2 separate regions of the Homo sapiens genome follow, and region 2 is linked to region 1. A link is a loop called in an ENCODE intact Hi-C map of the cell type or tissue named here. Cell type or tissue: GM12878. All regions are shown on one strand. Links, peaks and the distances in the headings refer to the core of each region. The heading gives the core; the rest is flanking DNA. Region 1 overlaps LRRC4C (leucine rich repeat containing 4C). Region 2 overlaps LRRC4C (leucine rich repeat containing 4C).

Region 1 (5,387 bases), core at 252-5,251:
ATTAACACATTGAAAACACTATTGTTTGCTAGACATTGTTGGTTCAATACAGCCATGAGAAGAAACAGCCTTGACATGTTGAGGAAGGAGAAGTGGAGAGATGGAAAACTCCCATTTCTTTGAATACAAGACAGAACTTCTTAATTTAACCAACCCTGGAACTGGCCTACTGCCAATTTGAAGAACTGGAGGATAAGAGGCGTATGTATCAAACATACCCTCAACATACTTATCCAGAGCCCCAAAGGCCTTCTCTTACTTTGCTGCTGAAATTCTATGAGATCAGAAAGAGAGGTAAAGTTAATTACTGCCTTTATTACCATGTATTAGTCCAGGACCACTGCAAAATGGCCCCAGTCTTGACATAACATAGGCCACTACTTGTGATGTTTCATGTGGACACTCATTGATGGAAGCGTTTTATGTATACTGCCAACAAAACCAAAACTCAAACCTTTTCCTTGAGAAATATACATGTCAGACCTAAATTGCTAACCCTAAGGAAACCAGGCGTTTTCCCTTCTTTGTTACTTGAGACTCTGCTGCCCATCCCAACTTTGGGAGAGCTGAGGCCCATGGTGACCAATGAGGTCATGAAAAACTTTACCATTCTATTTTATGTTTTAATTAGTGTGTGCTTCTACTGTTTCCTTATGATCCAGGGAAACCTGAACTGTAGTACAACACAGAAAACCCATCTGGTTATAATAATCATAGCTGACATTTATTGAGCTAAGGTCACTATATGCTGTGCACTAATCTCATCAATTCATATGAAATTAATACAGAAATTCTCACAGAGAGACACAGAAATGCAGAAGTGTTCAGCAAATTTCTTAAGATCACACAGTGAACTAGTAACACATCTGAGAGTTGAAGGCAAGTTGTTCAATAATCTGAATTCCTAAACATTACTCTGTACTGGTATAGAATTCATAAAACTGGTTTAACTCCTTTGATTCTTAAAATGGTTCATGAGAATATATTTTTGAAAGTCTCAGGAGCAGTGAGAGTAAGTTCCAAAGCAGAGTAAATGGCAGCATTTTGAAGGGTTTAGAAATAGACTGGGTCATTTAAGAGAATGTAGAATATAGAAACTTAGGTAGGCAGAGGGTATGGGAAAGACAGAAAACCCCAGAAGGAAACATAATCAAACTGGCTAATTCCTGGTTTCTTTCTCCTTTTTGGTCATCCACTTTGTCAAAAAAGAGGAAAAACAGATTCCATATATCAATAGAGGGGCATAGGGATTCATCTGTCAACTAGTGTTAAAGCTTCTGTTAATTGATAAAACGTGTCGGTCTTTGAGCTCTTGCTATCTCAATGGATGCCTGCCTTCTAATTCAAATATTCTCTTGAGACAATAATGATGATGTGGGATAATATCCATGGATTTATGCTGTAAATAAGACAGAGAAACCCCTACTTCCACTGATTGTCACAATACAGGGAAATGGAGGGGTGGCTTATATGTGAGATCTATGACACACGACAGAAAAAATAGAAAGCCAAAATTTGTGATTGAGATAAATCTTATAGCTTTATCTTACATGCTTTACATTTGCTAATACAATTTAATGTCATTTAGTAAATGACTTATTCTAGCTGGTAAAATAATGATACAATATTAGATCACTGCCTCTACAAGGAATTTCTGTGAGTTTAGGCAGGTGATTTAACTCTTAAATGCCAAAATATATTTCCTGGTTAAGTCATTACAAAATGGCTGACTTTATGCATGAGTTATTCATAATACTTAAAAAGTACATGGAACATATATTTTATATCCCAATTGAAAAATACAGTAGAGGAAGTTAGATTTATCTTTATAAGTAGTTTATGTGATGTAACTAAACACATTAACTATCAAAATATCATAAAACTGTGTTCATTTTTTCCCCAACTCTTTAATCTGCTCTTATTTTTTTCAATAAAATAATGAAGAAGCTTAAATGGTGTTTTTTGTTTTGGTTTCTGCTACGAGTGTGACATATAGAAAATAAATCTAAAACTCAAAATGAGCAAGACTCATCAGCACTGAGAACTGAGAACCAATTTCTTAATTTACCATGCTTCCTTGTGCTTCCAGAACTACTGTCCAAAATGAATATATAAAAAAAAATGTGGTTCTAATGCACGGCATAGCTTCACTGCCTGTTGTCATCAGCAGCTCCACAAGCTGAACTGGAGAAAGCTGCTAGTTTGTGAGTTGAGTGTTAGTTTCTCAAAGAATCTCTAGAACTGAACTCCTTTGCTTGTTTACTAAGAATAGATGCGAATCAAATGCCTAGGCACTAAGCGAAGGTTGGAAATAATATTAATACTTGTGTGTGTGAAGGTTGTGCTTTGTTAAATTGCTATATTGTCTTTTAAATTTATCTACAGCCTACCTATAAAGGCAAAAATATATTAGAACCAGTGTACTAAAGGTTTTATAAGGCAGGTGTAAAATTGCTTAGATAGTATACGAAGTTATATTTTAAATTTTATTTTTATCTTAAAATGGAAAATATTACAGGTCCATGTAAATACAAAAAGGCATAAACACAATGTTGGTTTTTTTTATTGTGGCTTTCTTCCACTTTTTATTCTGGTTTTTTAGACTGGTTGCTATGAATGCTGTTGTAAGAAGCTCTAATTTTTAAACTAAGGCTAGACAAATATTCTTTAATAATAATATCTAACACTTGATTACTTGTTAAGAGCCAAGTGTTCTCCTAAGCAGTTGAATGGAGTAATTTATTTAATCTTCACATTAACCCTGAAAGGAATGTACTGTAATTTGCTTGTTTGGTGGTTGAGGAAACTAACACAAAGAACTTGTTCAGAAATTAGAAAAGTTGATCCAGATCTTATAAAAAATAAATGGTGGAGGTGGGTTTGGAACCCAGGCAGTCTGATTCTCTAAATCCAGTCTCTAACTTTACATAATTTCTCTCCAGAAAGAGAAACATTGAGTCGGAGACATTTGTTAAGCCTTATGAGGCACACAGCAACATCAGAGTCCTAATTCTTCTCCTTAAAACATTTCCTCTTTGATTCTGATCTCTTTAATATGTGATGTGATTTGAAAAGAATATTTAAGATGAGATGTGTATTTTGGCTGATACAAAATAGAAACAAAAAACCTCTTTTAGTCTAGACAACATGCCTTTATTAATGCAGCTCAAACTTGCTTTGGATTTTCTGCTTATACTAGTGTATCAAATTAAAATCATGGTCATTGAAACCCTAGTCTTTTCCTTGGGAGGAAATGAGAAATAAAACTCATTGAGACAGAGAAAGGGATGACAGGTGCTGTATAGACAAAGAAGCCAGGAAGGTTTAAGGGCAGATAGGAAATCAACACATCAAAGCGCAGTTGAAGATAGGAGGCGCTAGTGAGATAGCACAAAGGTTACACTACTAGTCAATTATTTCATCGTTTACTAAATTATGTTCAATTGTATTACCAAATGTAGAGCATGTAAGATAAGGCTGTAAGGGTGATGGTAAAAGGCAGAATAGCTGAGCTTGCTAGGCCTGTATTTTCCTAGGTGCATTCATCTGCTAAAAGTGAAAGAGCTCAGCGTGGAATTGAGGCTTTGAAGTGTGCAGGGATTTTATTTTTAACAACTGCTGTGGAAGATTATAATGGGGAGTTAACATATTGGTCTTTATTTATAATTTCTATATATTTCAATGAAGTTGCCACAGAAACCCTGTCATCTTGTACTGCACCTCAATTCAGATTTGACAGTAGGAGTGTGGGAGAGAGGGTGAACTGTGTACATGAGTTTTAATTAATCTCATGGCTGATAGATGTAAAATGGAAATATTCTGGGTATAACCCCTGTTTCTCTATTCTCAACCTCAAAAGAAGCAGCTATGTAATTCCGAAAGTACTCAGGAAGTGTCTTCTGTGTGCTCAAAAAAAGAAATCAGAGACCGCAGAACATCTGCTATCTTCTTCACCATCCTCAGCCTTCTTAGTGGATGGTAATTGCTGCTTTCTGTGGTGAATGAGCCCTGTGCCTCAGTGGACACCAATCCCCATTCAAGTTCACCAGACTGCACAACCCATGTGGCTTCAGAGAGCACTCCCACCCCCCACTATCATTGTCACTGCGGGCTGCGTTTATCTTCCACTGCTACTCAGCAACAGGGGGCTACCTTGTCTACCAGAAAATGCTGTTACCATCAGCCCAGCTGAGTTCTGCAGCAGCCAAGTCTCTGGAGCCCCGGTGTGTGATGTGTAATCCCAGCACTTTGGGAGGCTGAGGCAGGCAGATCACCTGAGGTTGGCAGTTCGAGACCAGCCTGACCAACATGAAGAAACCCCATCTCTACTACAAATACAAAATTAGCCGGGCGTGTTGACGCATGCCTGTAACGCCAGCTACTCGGGAGGCTGAGGCGGGAGAATCACTTGATACCGGGAGGTGGGGGTTGCAGTGAGCTAAGATTGCGCCACTGCACTCCAGCCTGGGTGACAAGAGCAAAACTCTGTCTAAAAAAAAAAAAAGAAAAAAAGAGACGTTGTATCTGCAGGGGTTTCCTGCACTGTTTGCGTTTGGCCCAATGTCTTCTGTGAAACAACTTTTTTTTTCAGGTTTTGTTTTCTTGTTTTAATAGCCCTTTGCTCTTCAGAAAACCCAAGCATGCATAGGGGAGCTGGGCTGGGAGAGAAAACCAAGTAATCATCTTAAAAATCAGAATATCTCTTCGCTTTGAATACCTGTGGTTTTAATATTGGCCCAAGCTTTTTGTGCCTGATTTGGCTTTCTTTAGAATGTGCTTTGTTTTGTTGACTGTAGATAGGCTTTTGATGCCCCTGTCCCCACCCAGCAGGGGACAGATATGACAAAAACACCTTGGCGGTGGACACAGCACAGGATCAGGCCAGCCTCCTGTTACATGGTAATGTCACGTTCTACTGCCGGTTTTGAGCTGCTTAGGAAAAGGTATCCAAAAAATGAATAGTCAGCCCTGTGTTGTTCTGTTAGTGCTCACGCTGTTGCAAAAAAAAATCTTTCACCAGGTATTCATAAGCCCCCAGAATGTATGCGTTTTTCTCCAGAGTGAAAAAAAGCAATCCCTCAGAGTTTTAACCTTTGGAAGTAACATCTGTCATTGGAAGGTTACTTGTGTGAAGTCCGCAAGCTACCTTTGGTGAAAGAGGGACAAGATGGCAACTTTACTGATTTCTCCCAAGCCTAGTCTATATCAATACTATTTATTCAAGGTTCTATGTTGTGGAAAGTTCCTTCCTGCCTATTTGCTGATCTGCTGAAAGTGATGGCTATACCCTCATGCTGGTCACCTACAGGTCCTAAGGGTCATGCAATCCTTATAAAAGGACATGAGTCTGAATGTGGGCGATGGAGACACAAAGCTCTCTGTCTCTC
Region 2 (5,387 bases), core at 155-5,154, 100 kb before region 1:
AAAAATAGCCTAGCTCCCATGTAAAACGGTGGGAAGTGTGAGTAGGGGTGGATGGAATTATTTGCCCCGGTTGTTCCATTTTTTCCTCTTCTCCTCTGAGATTCTGTATTATAGAGTACACATACTCACAAATCGGAGAAATGAAACAAATTAACAGCTTTATATGACTCTCTGAAAAATGGTAATACCGAGGGATATGATGCAGCTTCCTATCTCCTTCCCCAAACCTAGACCTGGAGCCCCAGATGATCAGAATCAGCCACCCAGTATCAAGCAAAGAAGCTCAAAGAGAGAGAGAGAGGAGAAACCTGGCAGAGTTCTCTGCTAACATCTACCACACCTGGACTTGGACAAGTCAGAAATAATCCTCCTTACCTCTGATTTACAGTGCACAGAAAGAGCTCAAAAGCAGTCTATATTCTCATTCCTCCTCTGATCCAAGAGTTAGCTTAATGAAATGAAAGTTTTCATTGAAACATATCCTATACATTATGAGGTTTAGAAGCATTCATAAAATCACAGAATATCAGTGTTGCAAACGAATTTAGATATCATCCATCTATTAGACATGGAACTCTTTACAACATCTCATAAAAATCCAACATCTAAAATGAATTAAAACGTTGCTGCTCTCTTAAACTGAGTACAGACTCGAGGCTTTTACCCATCCATGTTGGGGACACACAGTACTCTCAGAACATACTTTGAAAACCATGGATCTAATCCAAGCAGTTCATTTCACATAAAGAGACTGAAACCATAAATTAGATTAAATCATTTTCCCAAGTCACATAGTGAATTAGCGGTTAAACTTGAACAAGGACTTAAATTTTTACTCCTAATTCAGAATGCTTTCTAATTCAAAACACTACACCGCTTTGCTCAGTCATTCGGGGACTCCTCTTTGGAAATTAGTTTACTATGAAGAGGCAAACCTCAAACCTTCTGTCCATTCACTCCCTGGACTATCTATCTGTGTTTTCTGCTGATAACACCCGTCCATAACTACCTGGCACTTACAGGAAGTACTTGCCTACATAGGGTTTGTGGCTGGAGGAGAATTAGAGTGTGGGAAATTTACTTTTGGTTTAAATGCCTTAAATACTTCTAAACCCAACTCATTCTGATTCAAGTCCTGCTAGTTACTTATAGTTGTTTACTTATGAGCATCTTTTGCATTGAAAACAAGGCTAGAGAGTAATTTCCAGCAGATGCACTGTATGTGGAAAGAAGATTGTGTCTAAATAGGCTACTTTTTCAAGTTTTAATTGGCCTAATTACTTCATGTTTGTAAAGTGCTTTGAAGAGGAAAGGTGCTATATTAGTGTTGCCTGTTATTATTTTAGTTCCCCAAGCAGCATTTGCTGGTTCCTTAAATTGCCTCTCTTGAAGTGACCTAATAATCAAATTGCTGGGGAAGATTTCTTCTTTTTCTTTTTCTTTTTCTTTTTTTAGAGTACCATTATTCAAACCAAAGTTAGGAGACTAATGACGTATAGCACAATCTTTTATTTTGGCTAATTCTACTTTCCTATTATCTTTCTCGAGTTGAGGAAGAATTGAACCTTTACTCCCCACTTCTCTCCCAGGTTTTATCTTTTTAAGTGTTGAAGCCTGGTTTTTCCAGAGGCCATTCTCTGCCAGTAAAATGTTCTGTTCTGAACCTCTCCAAAAACCAGGACTCCTGGAGCAACTTGAAGAAAACATTACAGACTTTAATGGAAGACTAGAAAAAAAAAAGAGCCATTTTTACCTTTTAGCCCCACCTTTGCAATGGCAAGGGTGGGAGGAAGAGACTGCAAGAGAGAATCACAAGTTGTTGATGCTATTCGTGAATAAAAAATCCCAGAGGTATTTTCTGTCTTGTGACACCAGACTTTTTTCTCCACCTATAAAAGAGAGCTCTCTTTCACGTGTGGCATAGTAAAGAAATGGTTTAATTTTAAAGAAAACATTCTTGATTTCCAAATTAGATAAGAGAGGAGCTTGTTTGTAGGTTGTGGGGAGGAATCTTGCCTCTTCTTTTTTCTCAAATGCAATACAGTCAATTCAAATTCGGGAACATAGGAAGTAACACACTTATCAAGAGCTGTCAGGCATTGAGTGTGTCCTATGTTCCAAGCAATGTGCTAGGCATTATTTATACCATCCTTTCCGTTTTCACAACAACCTCAGGCTGCTTTTACAGGTGAGAATGTAGCAAGTCAGAGAAAATGAGCACTTGCCTAAATCACACAGGGTGGAAGTGAAAGTTAGAACAGAAACCCAGATGTGTCTGACTACAAAGCACTAAAGCAGGTTTCTTTGAAAGTAAGCCCTAAGCATGTTGTAAGCATTGCTAGGAGGCTCCAAGTTAGATATCTCATTTAGTGATTACCATAGCTCCGTTGTGATATTTGTAAGTTTCTCACAAATCTTGCTATAGGAAACAAGCCCAGAGTTGTCAAAAAACATTGTTTGAGTTACACATCTGTTAAGTGACAACACCTTGATTTAAACTCCAGCATCACGCAATTTTTGCTTTTTGACTTTTTCACAAATTTCAGGGGCAATTGTGCCTTACTTTTATGCCATAGATGTGTTTATTTCTGGACCAGTGTTAGTTACAGAAAACCAAAGGGTCACATTTCCAGCTAGACAATACACCAAGCTTTCCAAGAAGGACTCAATGGCTGAAACATGGATGGACAAGTTATCTGGCTTATTGATTAAATTGCCAAACATTTCTAAACTCAGATTCTTCTGAGGTTAATGTCAGAGAGTTATGTATGGTCATATTGTTTTCTTGGTATTGTCTTTTGCAATAATGATAATTTTAATCACAACAACAATAGCTAACTTTGAACAAGTGTTTATCATGTGTCATTCCAACCACTTTTCATTCCAACCACTTTTCATTAATTAACTAATCCTTAGACCAACTCCCATAATTGGTATTACCATTAACCCTACTTTACAAAAAAGTAAAACCACATGGTGGTTTCAGTGAGTGGAAGGATAATTGAATCTAAGCCTAAAATGGAATCTTTGCAGAATCCATTCTTTGTGGAAGAAAAAATCTTTTGAGAATGTTGAGACTTTTTCCATTCCTTGTATGAACAGTTGTACTTCATAATTCGGGGTTCTCTAGTAAATCAAACCATCCTCATTCTCTACATTCTGTAACTTTCCTGCTCTAATCAATTTGTTAAAGCTCAACAGCAATGGAAGTAAAAAAGAAAAAAAAGAAGAAAAGAAAAAAAAGTAAGAAAAATAAACATGCCAATCAGAACAATAAATTTGAAAAAGAAAAGAAAATTAGGATAGAAATAGAGCAACAGCAACATTTGAAGGACAAAATTAACAAATGAGAGAGGGGCTGGAATGAAGGGAGGAAAAGGCTGTTAGGGGCAGATTGTGCAGATCTGAGCAGAATCTCATGTCTCTTTGAGAGTTCATTCCTTTTTGAGAATTAGTGGCCTGAACCACATTCTCATTTCCAGTCTCTCTCTGTCTGAGTTTCTGCTGTATTTTGTATCATCATGGAAGTTAAGGGCTCCTAGTACACAGACTGAGTTCTAAAAACTAAATAGCCCCATATTACCCTGTCTCAAGTCCTGGCTCAGGAGAATTTTGTAGCTTGGGTTGTTTAATGATACAGGTAAGTGGGTCACATGCCTTTTGTTGATTTGTAGGCAAGTTGCAAAGTGCAATTAACAGATTAATGAACAGACGAAAGATGTGATACTTTTATTTAACTGGTCTTAATCACCCTCCATTTCAGGGCAGCAAATAATTCTAATAAAATAGTGTACTAATATATAGTAGAGTATATCTTCACTTAACATTGTCAATAGGTTCATGGAAACTTCAAGTAAAACGATGTTTAATGAGATTAATTGTACCATAAGTTAATTGATAAAAGTTAAGTTTCTATGGCATATTTCTGCTCATAAAAACATCACCTAATCTCTAAAGACCCCAAACATATTTTTATTAAGCATTAAAATAAATGTGATTGTTACATACATTTAGGAAAGATTCATAAAAACAAGTAAGGTAATTATTTGCCCAGTTTTTTGATGAATCAGTGAGTGACGGGGGTCATAGTGCTGGTGGGTTAAATCAAGAAATAAATGTTTACAAAGTGAAAATTGTAAGGAGCACCTCCTACTACCAAGCAGTTCAAAAACAAGCTGTCACAAATATGGCAGGCTCCTTGAGCGCTATCATGCCACACGTATCCATTACTGTCATGTACCTGTATGATTATCATCTAATTTGCCAATTTTTATTTTTACAAATATTTGTATTTGTACACTTATTTTCCAACTTGTTAATTCCAGTTCAGTGTCTTGGGTGGCTGGAGCCTGTCCTGGCAGTTCACAACACAAGGCTGGTACTGACCCTGGGCAGGACTCCATTGCATCACAAGGTGCACCCACATACACCCACACTTACAGAATCTGGGGCAATTTAGACCCACAAATTTACCTAACACGCATCTCTTTGGGATGTGGGAGGAAACAGAAGTTCTGGGAGAAAACCCATGCAGACAGCAGGAGAACGTGCAAACTTCACACAGACAGTGGCCCTGGCCTGCAATCAATTCTTTTTCTTATCAACTTTATAAAGAAAGGATGTTGAGAAAAACAATGTTATTTGAGGACCTGCTGTATTTCATTGAAAAGTTTTATGTAAATGAGGTTTCAGAATAGAATCTTGTTTTCACATGGATTTATCTGAAGTACAATTTTTCTCTTTTTTATTCCTAAAGTTATGTTCTATTTTCCAAGTTGATCTCCATTGGTTTTGTCTCTTACCTACTTTATCCAATAGGGTACCAACCAAGGCTGGGCGCGGTGGCTCAAGCCTGTAATCCCAGCACTTTGGGAGGCGGAGGTGGGCGGATCACAAGGTCAGGAGATCAAGACCATCCTGGCTAACACGGTGAAACCCCGTCTCCACTAAAAATACAAAAAATTAGCTGGGCGTGGTGGTGGGCACCTGTAGTCCCAGCTGCTCGGGAGGCTGAGGCAGGAGAATGGCATGAACCTGGGAGGCAGAGCTTGCAATGAGCCGAGATGGCGCCACTGCACTCCAGCCTGGGCGACAGAGCAAGACTCCATCTCAAAAAAAAAAAAAAAAAAAAAAAATAGGGTACCAACCAAGTGTTTCTCATCTAAAAGCAAGTGCATAAACCTTCCAATGCGGAAACCATCTAGATAAAGATCTCTGGTCTTTTGACACAGGTGGCTGACAATTGGTGATCTCTGCCTCCTATAGGATTCATGATGGGATCCTACAGGATCCTCACATTATGTCTCTCCTTTGATGATGCTAAGATTTATCAATTGATTTAGATGGCTCTCAGGCAGGTCCCTCTTTAAAAAGGTCCCATCAGCAAT

Evidence for each region. Peaks named below come from ENCODE experiments on the same cell type or tissue, not always from the same donor. Only the 100,000 strongest peaks of a DNase experiment are listed, where the experiment ranks them.
Region 2: a loop joins it to region 1, with 2.1 times the contacts of the local background. A loop is called at or near these places in 1 of 110 quality-filtered maps.

The regions. Positions count from the first base shown.
Region 1 is chr11:41,307,927-41,313,313 of GRCh38, reverse strand. All of the region lies in intron 1 of LRRC4C (leucine rich repeat containing 4C), which reads left to right. Among named protein-coding and RNA genes, the nearest start is that of LRRC4C, 150 kb to the left of the region's middle. In GM12878, for the core only: a CTCF peak has its summit at 3,355; a DNase peak (open chromatin) is centred at 3,943; H3K27me3 peaks cover 217 bases.
Region 2 is chr11:41,410,891-41,416,277 of GRCh38, reverse strand. The region is part of intron 1 of LRRC4C (leucine rich repeat containing 4C); the gene reads left to right. Among named protein-coding and RNA genes, the nearest start is that of LRRC4C, 46 kb to the left of the region's middle. In GM12878, for the core only: no CTCF peak of the experiment used is centred there; a DNase peak (open chromatin) is centred at 2,201.